Linked DNA regions of Homo sapiens: region 1 is linked to region 2. Evidence: chromatin loops called from intact Hi-C (ENCODE). Cell type or tissue: body of pancreas. All regions are shown on one strand. Links, peaks and the distances in the headings refer to the core of each region. The heading gives the core; the rest is flanking DNA. Region 1 overlaps FOXP1 (forkhead box P1). Region 2 overlaps FOXP1 (forkhead box P1).

Region 1 (5,385 bases), core at 102-5,101, 400 kb after region 2:
GAAAATGTTAGCAATTTTTAGTATTTAAAGAACCCTTGCCCTGAGACACAGTTAAGAGAAGCCTTAACCAAGGATTCGATTGAGAGTCTTTGAGTTGCAGACCTACCACATATGGGGGCATTTGGGACACAGTACAGTTATACTCGAATCTATTCTTTATAGGCTTCCTCCTTCTCCGCAGTTCAGCATTGCTAGGTTTGTGCTGTTGCATTTGCCACTTAACATACCAGTGTCTAGAAACATACTTTTTAACTTACTTGACTACCAGTCATTGTGCCCATAGAACCTGAATTATTGGGGCAATCAGGTCCCTCCAGCAGCAGGAACACTTAAAGAGATGTGCTTGTCGTCAAACAGCCTATTTCCGTTTTCTGTTGGCATCGTCCCTCCCTTGTTCTCTCAGCCACTGACTGGTGCATCACCTCCTTTAGAGGGGATTACCTGCACATTACTGACCCAAAGCCTATTTCGTATTTCTTAAAGCATTTATCAGTCCAGGAAAAACCTGAACCTCCAAGTATCTCAGTGTGTTACAAAATTATCATTGATTAGCTTGAACTTGAAAAACATTTGTCCCACGTAGCACTACAGGAAAGAGCAGTTAAGTTTTCATCAATTTCCAAAGGGGGATGATCACTGTATTAGAGTAGGAGGACAAATCTCCCCTGCCACTCAGACTCACAAGACCTCTCTCTTCAGCATGGTACGTAAGTGTTCACATGTGGTAGAGATAGACCACACATGTGCCCCATCGTAAAAGCAAACCCAGTAAGCTCAGATTGAATCTTACCATATACATCGATGGAGGTTCAGGATGTCTAACCTAGAGGGTCATCATAAAAGGATTCCACAGGACAATTCAGAGGGCACAGTAGCTGTAGAAGCAACCAAAGCTGGTGAAGGTCACTTAAGTGCTGTGTACCTAGACAGCCTCCTTGAATCTAAACCCCAGAAAACTTTCACCCAAAATGGAAGGCCCTTGTGTCTCTGATCTATCAGACAAACCTCCCTAAAGAAAAAGATGCAATTTTTCCAAAATAACTACTGTTAGCCATAGGGGATAGTGGCTGGAGATGTTCCCCTTCACAGAGCTATCTGTACAATACCAAACTTGAATTAAACTGAAAAGCTTTCAAGGCTGTACTGGTGAGATTTCAGGAAGCTGGGCAGAAATAAAGACAATGGGTTGTGGAGACTGATTTAGACTGTCTAATCAGCACTGTGCATGACAGCTGTCCTGTCCCTGTGTATTTAAAATATGACTTGAGGCCGGGCAGGCGTGGTGGCTCACGCCTGTAATACCAGCACTTTGGAAGGCTGAGGCGGGCAGATCACCTAAGGTCGGGAGTTCGAGACCAGCCTGACCAACATGGAGATTACCCCATCTCTAAAAACACAAAATTAGCCAGGCACAGTGATACATGCCTGTAATCCCAGCTACACAGGCGGCTGAGGCAGGAGAATTGCTTGAACCTGGGAGGTGGAGGTTGCAGTGACCCGAGATTGCGCCATTGCATTGCAGCCTGGGCAATAAGAGCAAAACTCCATCTCAAGAAAATTAATAATCATAAAATAAAATATGACTTGATTTACGAAACCACAGTTTCAATAGAAATACCAATTACAAAAGGCAAGGTACATCTATGTTTGTTAAATTATTGTTGAAAGATGTAAAAATATATGGTGAATGTTTTCTTAGCGGTAGAAAGAATGTTTATGTAGAGCTTGTTAACAGGGAAGGGTTGGTTAATTCCATTCTCTTGTTGCAACCTTCTACTGGTCTTATTTGGAGAAGAGTCAAGAAGACATCTCAGTGGGCCTTCTGAGCCTTTTCAAACATTTCCTACTGCATTTCATTATTGCAAAGACAGTTATAATTTTTAAACATTTTACCAGTGGACCCCAGCTATTAACTGGGATCTAAAAGTGTAAACCCTGAGAGGTGTGTGAGTTCCTTATACTATACACATAGACACCTAACAGTGAGACAGACACCATAAAAATCATTTGGGTCGATGACATACATGGCTTTTTGAAATCAGGGAATGCAGTAAGATTTCATCTGTTCTTTTTTGACAGATTCTTTTGGAATGATGTACAGATGAGATGAGTTAGAAATGGAATGGAGCAAAGTTCCCATAATCAGTATACATAATCTTATACAGGTTATGAAATGTGCAGTCTTCCCTCCACCCCCACCATGACAGAGGGACAGAGACACAGGAACTAGAAAGTTGTTGAGGATAAGAACTCCCCACTGAGAAATGCCATGGCCAGGATTGTAAGGAAACACTTGAAGCTTCCGCGATATTGGGCCCCCACTGTCCACCGGCCGTGGGCCTAGGGATTTAAATTCATATGAATCCAGATTACTTGGGTCCTCTTAGGTGGGACATTCATATGAACTCTTCCAGCCTCTAAGCTAAAGAAGAGATGTCACAAAAAGTTGCAGTGGTGGTTGGATTTTAATTCCGTTTGGGGAAAAGGGGAAACCATCTGATTTCACAGACAGAAAAAAAAAAAATACAAAAAACATCTGACAGAATTGACTTCACTTAGGAAGCTGAGACAGTGGTACAGATACATATTTCTGATCACATGTAGTGGTTTTAATTTGTTCTGTGATCATGTGACATTGCTAAACTGCTGTATATTTTTTCTGATGGATGAAGATGTCCTGATGTTTTCATCATGTGTCATCGGGGCAGGTTCAGGACAGGCTCCCTACAACCCCTCAGCCTCTAGGCCCTTTAAAATGAATATTGAAAGCAGGCAAGGGAAAAAGGAATCAACCAAACCAAGGTTGATCTGCCTGGCAGGCGACGGGGGTGGAGGTGTGTGTACCTTGTATTCTTTAATGATTTTATTCCATTCAGTCACTACTTACCAAGCACCTATTATATAGGGAGCACTGGATACAGATAGTAAGGTGGTGTGGCCTCTTCCCGTAATACACAACCTAGTAGGGTAAGACCAGGATGCCTTTAACTTCCCTGCCAGGCAGAGTTTCTAAAAGCAAGGGGTGAGGGATTGGGGAAGGTGACAGTGGAAAGGGTTGTTGGCAAGGACATTCCAGGCCAAGGGAGCCATGGAAGACGTTGCCTAGATTGTAGGATAAGGAAGAAAGGATAGTGGAAGGATATATTGCTCTTAAAATTAATCTGTCTGTTTAACACGAAATAGGGTGACCAACTGTCCCAGTTTACTTTCTTGGACTGAAGGGATTCCTGGGAGTTGGGATTTTCAGTTTCAAAACTGGAAGAGTCCTGGGCAAGCTGGGAGGAGTTGGGTCACCCTACTCCACTAGCTGTGGGAGAGAGCTATTGAATGCCCCATCTTCTGCTTGTAATTATTTCATCTGGCTTGGAAACCATTTGACTGGCCAGCTGTTGAGCTCCTGCTGTATGCCAGGGCACTGTCCTAGGTGCCTTATGTCCCGAATTTCTTGGAATCCCCACAGTCCCTCTGTGAGTACACACCACCCTATTTCCTTGATTCTAAGAGTCACTTTTTTTTCTTTTTCTTTTTCTTTTTCTTTTTCTTTTTCTTTTTCTTCTTTTGAGACGGAGTTTTGCTCTGTTGCCCAGGCTGGAGTGTAGGTGGCAGGATCTCGGCTCACTGCAACTTCCACCTCCCGGGTTCAAGCGATTCTCCTGACTCAGTCTCCCAAGTAGCTGGGACTATAGGCATGTGCCACCATGCCCTGCTAATTTTTGTATTTTTAGTAGAGACAGGTTTCATCATGTTGGCCAGCATGATCTCAAATTCCTGAGCTCAAGGGATCCGCCTGCCTCGGCCTCCCAGAGTGCTGGGATTACAGGCCAGTGTGCCCAGGTAGGAGTCACTTTTTAAAAGAAAAATATAACATTTGGAAATCAATATATGTCTTACATTTAATGAGTGTGTTTAATGTAATGTTTCTTCTCATTCTTTGAGAAGGTATTACTAAATCCATGGTTATTTTAACTATCACTGGCCTCTTAGAGTCAAAGAAATAATTTGCAGGGATCCCTCCCAGATGAGGAAACTGAAGTTTAGGAGGTCTGATTAACTTGTTTAATGCCAATGGCGAATAAGGGCAGAGCCCAGGAGGTTAACCCAGCCTTTGTAGCCTGTGCTCCTTTTATTGTGGGATCCTGCCTTAACGCTTCCACCCAGAGGATCATTGTGGCCCAGCTGGGCTCTACGCAGGAACTGGTTTTAAAACCCGGCTTTGGGGGCCATGCCACTCTGCCTTGCGGAGCTCTGTCCTGGGCATTCCATGGTAGCAAGGCAAGGCTGGAGTCCGGTGACACTGGGATCACTCCAACATCTCCCAAATCATCTACACCAGGAATTGTAAGCTCTAAGAAAATGTCAGCAGGGAGAAAAGTGCACAAGTTTCAGTAGCAGAGGGAGACATTAATCCTAACACAAATCAATTACCGTACGAACTTTACATGTGATTACTGTACCATTAGTGGTGCTATTTGTAATCACACCAGCCTCCTAGACTTTAGCAAATTTATTATCTGTAATGTATCCCCCTTTGGCCCTGTCTAACCCTGTTTGAGGCAATACTCAGGACAGTTCCTATACTAGCGGCCTCACAGAGCCTCCTGATATGCCCTGCACAAGCCCTGAGCACGTCGGGGAAAGAGAGGTCCTAACAGCACGGTAGTTCCATATTGCCAGTGCTTTGTAACTGGAGCCAAGAAAAAGAAGAGAGAGAGTCTCTGGGTTTCTCACTTCCATGTCCTTCTGTGAAAACCACGACACTTATTTTTCATAATTTAAAATCCTGCCTTACTCTGGGAGCATTAGAATTCCTAGACTATGACTTAGTATTAGTGTGCGTCTGCTTTAAATGTCAAGAGAGTCTTTAATAATAACATGTAAGGAACGTTAAGATGGTGACAGAGTACAATAAAAGTAGGGAAATTCTTCGATTGGGGTGCAATGAGCCATATATTGCCCACCACCTGAATGCGGTAGTTGGTGTGAAAGAACTCATTTAAAAGTTTTTCACTGGTACTAAGTTCTGAAGCCATAGTTTGACAAGGTGGGTCAAAAATAATTGATAAATGCTCAGTTTGGTAGAGTAATTTGAGTTCTGCTCCTTCTAGTCACTGCTTTTTCTCCCCCTTGTTTTTCTTCTTTTCATCATATGTACGTCAGAGACCTGTGTTATTGGATATACCCTGCCTAAGTAACTGGATATACCCTGCCTAAGTAACTGGATATGCTTGGGCCACATCGGGTTAATCTCTTTGGATCATCATTGTATACGAAACTACTGAGGAAACGTATACAGCCACTGTTTAAGGCCTTCTCAGTCCGTGGCAGAAAGTAGTGTCTCTCACTTAACTTGATTAAACTTGGACACTTGGGGTCCTTATTTAAAAA
Region 2 (5,385 bases), core at 331-5,330:
TGGCTTGCCATCTCAAAGAGTCATTTCAGTTTGGAATTTTCTCACTTTTTTCATTTGTTCTTTTTGTAAAATGTGAAGATACTTTCTAGGTAAATTAATCCCTTCCAAACGGTAAAATAACTTTCTTCTTGGAAAGAGTTATTACAGTCTTATTCTTTACAATCTTAAATACCACTTAGGTTAGCGTGAACAATACATGAAAAAAATTACACTAGTTAAAAAAAGAATGATTGCGACCTAGGCCAAGTGCATTGCAATTATATGTTCATGGAAAAGTGAGCTTTCTACTGGGAAGAGCACGATATAGATGCCCATGAAATTTCCAAAGTTTAAGTATTTTTGTAAATTAGGTTGTTCCTAGTTAAACAGGTGGCTTTAAAGGCTGGTTTCACTGTTGTTTTAATCATAGTTTAGTTACCATGGAGAAATATGCAAGTTAGCATTTATACACAGAAGTGAAATTTATGCTGCATAGATAATAGCCTAAATTTAGCTTGACTTAAGTTTACCACTTCCTTTTTTTTAAACAAAAAGAATAGTAATATATCACATATATCCATTAACAAGTTAATTTCTTTAAACGCGACTGTTATATTTTTAGAGAATTTCTTTTCTTAAGCCTCAGACACCTCTGTCACTGTGACCTCTTCCAGTGCTGAGTATAATGTAACATATTACATCAGATTTGCTCTAATTGTTTCACCCTTAGGTTTAATAAAACACTTTGCTGAGTTTAAAATCAGTTATGTGGTGAAAAAGTAATGTTTGGACACATTGCATCTAGTTGAGTTTTATAAAGGACTATTATTTTCTACTGAAAATCTTTAGGAAATGTGCCATGCTGATAGGACCAATCTGATATCATAACCCAACGATAATTTTGATTAGATATGTTTTCTAAAGAAAATTCAGAGACAGGTCTATTTCTAATGAACTGTTTTGATCTTAATGCCTTCTTCACTGAGTAATAGATTTTTCACTCTGAATTAAGATGTTCGTCTGTGTGGAATCCAGCATCCGTGAGCTGTCTTTCCTGCTTTACCCTGTACCCCTGAACGAAGGCTAAGTTTTCAAGGACAAATGTAGTAAAAGTGTCCTGATCCAACATGAGGTCCCCCAGCACAGAGAGAGAGCAGCAGATCCCTTTCAACACCAGCTGTTCTCACAGATATAGATTGCTGCAGTGAAATTTTCTTAATATAATTCAGGAAGCTCTAGAGAATTCTCCAAAACAACTGTGCCAACAAGGAAAATGTTGAATTTTTCATCAGCTGCCCAATGCTGAGAGTTAGTGGGCAATCCGTTCATTCATGACCAGATGTTCAGTGTAGTAACGCTCCGCAGTTAACTTGAACCTTGTGGCCTGTTTACCATTGGCTGCAAGGACATTGGCAGCAACCTGGCATTGGAGAATTGAGGCCCGCACAAGCGAAAGACCGAAGTGTGTGTCTGTGGCTTCCTGGTTTTCACCAGCGACCAGACAAGGTAGGGAATGATGAAAGAAAGGAAAGACATCACATCAATCATTTTGGAGGTGGGAGAATTTGCTATATGATTGTGTCTTGGGGGAACAGTAGGCAAATTCTTAAACTCATTTTTATTTGGAAAGAAAGGCAGTCTTTGTTTATTTAGTTAGGCAGATTTTTCAACCTATGTCTAAACCATGAAACTTTTTGTAGTGGGGGCAAGTAGGCATGGGTGGTTAAGACAGTAAGAAAAAGATTTCTAAATTTAAACTGGAGGAAGTCAATAAAATTGACTCTTAATATTGAAACCTGACAAAGTCCAATCTAGAATTGGAAATATGTGATATTTTTGTTTTAGGTGAGTGTTATTATTACAAGTGGAGAATACTTAGATCTTCCATTCATACAGATTCATCATTTCCTTCATATACATGTTTGGAGGCCATGACATTTTTGTGAGCTCTTTGAAGTAATGATGTTCAGCGGGAGGGGGAACTTAGATGGAGCAGGAGTTTTTGAACAAACAATTTGATTTTTTACTTTGAAAAGGATTTTGCCTGCAAATAATTAACAGTGTTTAATTCTGGATTTGCAACAGGCCAGGCCTGGGGAGGGCAGAGTTTGATAACGTGAGGCTTGTCTCAGATGGGGGGCTCATCTCTTCCTGACTACACGGCACTGCACAAGAATTTGAACTGTTTATTTCAAAGCAGCATGCACAAAGGAACTTTTAAAATCTTTCTTATTTAACCGTTTTTAACTTGGGCCACGTCTGCAAGAAGTTGCCATGTCTGCAAGAAGTTGGCCTTTGTTTACTTGAAACTGGAACAGAATGTCATCATGGAATAAACCTTTCGCTTTTTGGAGACTTGGATTGTTTTTCTCTTCCTATAGAATTCTTGACTGCCCCCCCCAACCCCCCTCCCCACCACACACACACACATCCTTACTGACGCCCATCCATGAGGCACAACTGTAACTTGCAGGACCTTTTAAGCAGAAGCCTTGCAGTAAGGATATTTGCTTTGGCAGAGCTTTCTGCCTTTGGTTTACAAAGTTGCAGTGAACACTTCCTTTGCATTTCCTGCTTACAGAGAAGGTGGGTTGCATGTCGCACTGAGATATGGAAATTCCTCATGACTCCATTTCAAGCCTGAACCTCTTGGCCCTTAGAATCCCACTGCTGAAGTATGTGTTTCTTTTGTCTGGGTGATTTTTTCTTTTTCTGAAAAGTCCCTTGGCTTGTTGACTTAGAAAGAGGAGGTTTTGAGTTACAGCAGGTCCTGACTTAGGGCTGCTGGGATGCAAGGTGAAGGCATTGCGTTGTTTTCCTGGATGCTAACTTGCTGATAGAAAAGTGAGAACCAGTTTACAGTAGCTCTGACACTACTGTTACCTTTCTGCAGTCCTCTCCAGCTGCTCCGAGCCCTTCGATGCCTTCGCCATGCACACAGTTTGTTCTTGGGTGTGAAAGCAAATAGTATTTGAGTTGGCAGCGACTTCTCTTTCAGTGGAGTTTGCTGCCTCGGCAAGAAACCGCAGCCTGAGCTTTCTGCTGCTGAAGGTTTCCACTGGCAGGATGGCCTTTTCCCACATTTCCTTGGTTTGAGGAAACAGATTTTTGAACTTTTTTTTTTTTTTTTAAAGACAGAATGCCAACATTTAACAGCTGGAGTCAGTATAATTTATGGTTTTCACTTTATGTTCTTGTGGATGTATAAAAATTAAAAATCCACAATTATTATTAAATTATGCAAGTTTTTGCAAAAAAAGTGATTAAAAATAGAACCTCTGTTATGAGGCATTCAAGAAAGTCATTGTTACCTAAACAGGTATTCTCAATTATTCTATCTTTAATGGTTTTTAATTGTTGTAATTTACTCATATTCTCTTGCATCTCTCAGAGGAGATGTTTCTGAAAGCTCTTCGTGTTTTCTTTGAGGAGCAAGTAGGAGTTTGTTCATTTGAACCACTTCAGTTTTTTTCCACCTTATTTAATTTATTTTATTATATTTGTTTTGTACACGTCGTTGTGTTCATCCTCACTTCAGGTAACCCTTACTGCAACAGCACTTATAAAAGCAAAGCAGTCATAAACCTGCTACCTATCGAGATGATCCTGTGCCAAGAGGAACGCAGGTGTCGCTCATGAAAGTGATGCAGGCCTTTGTGAGCCACAGACCCTCCCTTGTAGGAAAGCCTCAGTTTTCCTACATTTCCTTTAGGTGAAATTTATAACCCGCCCCCCCCGGCCCCCCCCCCCCCCGCCGCTTACAGATATAGCATATGGAGTCCTAATTGATTGGAGGCCTCACTGAATTTGCACCATATCGGAATCAGGAAATGAATGCAGTCAGCCAATAAAAAGTGATGGAATGTTGCCTCAAGATATGTAATATTTTTGTCCTATCAGTACACAAATACTAAATTTTTTTTGGTTATTTAAAAATTTCTAATGATAGAGATAAAGATTCTGAGAACCTTTATTAACATCCTCCCAAAGCCACACCTTTAGTTAAAAAGTAGCTCTGACATTTTTGTTATCTCGATTTCTCAGAAAATAAAATAGGAAGTGAAAAGGCCATTCTACTTGGTACAGTGTGTTACTATAAAGACCATTCGCTCTACACGTTAGATTTAGGGTCAGAACATTAGCTGTGATGAATAGCTAGGGACAAAATTTTTCTTTTCTTTTCAAGGATAGTGGCAGTTAATCATTTTTATCTGTCCGCCTTGTAGACTTGATTAGATTTATTATGTATGCCGCATGTTTATGGCATTTTTATTATATGTTGTTAATTTGTTGTAACTGCCACTATGTTTTTTTCTTCTTCCCTTTTTCTCCCTTGAGCACCCTTGAAAGCAACTAAGTGTTACCTTGTGCTTTAGGAAACTTCATTTAATTTTTCATTTTAATAAAAGCCCTAATAGTCAACAGGTTAAAAAAATAATAACCGGTGTTACAATGTGTATCTTCAGATAAAAGGAAAATTTGTACTTAACGTTAATTTTGAATTCTTATGTTTTCTGATGTTGATGAAGTAATGCATGTTCGGGTAGATTTAGAGAATACACGGCTATAAAAACATTTCACCTGAAACCTAGAAGGGCGAGCTGCGGAACGTGCACTAAACTATAATTTTCTTCATTAGTAGAAAGCCATCTATATAGTTTTCAAATCACTGCTAGGTAAGACAATTGGGCCGTTTAACATTTAAGCTGCTTAAAAAGTCACGCAGTTGAATGATGCATTTAGAACATCTTTTTTAGCTTACTAGCTCTCAGAATGGATATGGAATCTGTTAAATATAGAGGCCATTCTTTAAATAAGGCCGACAGTTAAAATTGGGAAGCCAGAGAATTAGATTGGAAATGATTTACGATGAGTCTACAGGACATTAAAAAAAATAAAGTTAGAAAAGGAAATCCACTGGCTGCATTGGCTATATTACAGCAGAGAATTTTTACTTTTCATCCCTTTTGAATTGGCTGGATATATGGGTAATGCATAGAAACAGACTTTCGGGAAAAATTGACAGAACTTTTCTTTTTATTATATGTTCTGGCATTGGTTTGGTATTGGCATCGTAAGCCTCTGACTATAACCAAGTCAGTTTCTTGTTTTGACAGTTACAAACTTTTTTTCAATAACAGAGAACCACCCATTCTCTTAAGAGCATTAGACGTTGAAATAAATAGAAGCTGGATTGAACAACGACTTTGTTTGTGTCATGCCGCATGAACACATGGGTCCTTAATAAATACCATTTGAAGATGACACATGGGTGTGGTTATTGAGTTTATAATGTGTAATCATCACACATGCATATATCGCTTTTAAGAATTGTTATGCATTCGTTCATACGCACAGCAAGAAGTTGATACATTTTTATGGAAAAAAACCAATGTGAATTCAAAG

The links. A loop is a pair of places that touch in the nucleus more often than their neighbours do. Peaks named below come from ENCODE experiments on the same cell type or tissue, not always from the same donor. Only the 100,000 strongest peaks of a DNase experiment are listed, where the experiment ranks them.
Region 1: a loop joins it to region 2, with 2.3 times the contacts of the local background. A loop is called at or near these places in 7 of 110 quality-filtered maps.

The regions. Positions count from the first base shown.
Region 1 is chr3:70,992,170-70,997,554 of GRCh38, reverse strand. All of the region lies in intron 13 of FOXP1 (forkhead box P1), which reads left to right. Among named protein-coding and RNA genes, the nearest start is that of FOXP1-AS1, 290 kb to the left of the region's middle. In body of pancreas, for the core only: no CTCF peak of the experiment used is centred there; no DNase peak of the experiment used is centred there.
Region 2 is chr3:71,387,586-71,392,970 of GRCh38, reverse strand. All of the region lies in intron 3 of FOXP1 (forkhead box P1), which reads left to right. Among named protein-coding and RNA genes, the nearest start is that of FOXP1-AS1, 100 kb to the right of the region's middle. RefSeq lists an enhancer at 639-718 and a silencer at 2,399-2,693. In body of pancreas, for the core only: no CTCF peak of the experiment used is centred there; a DNase peak (open chromatin) is centred at 2,980; H3K27ac peaks cover 2,126 bases.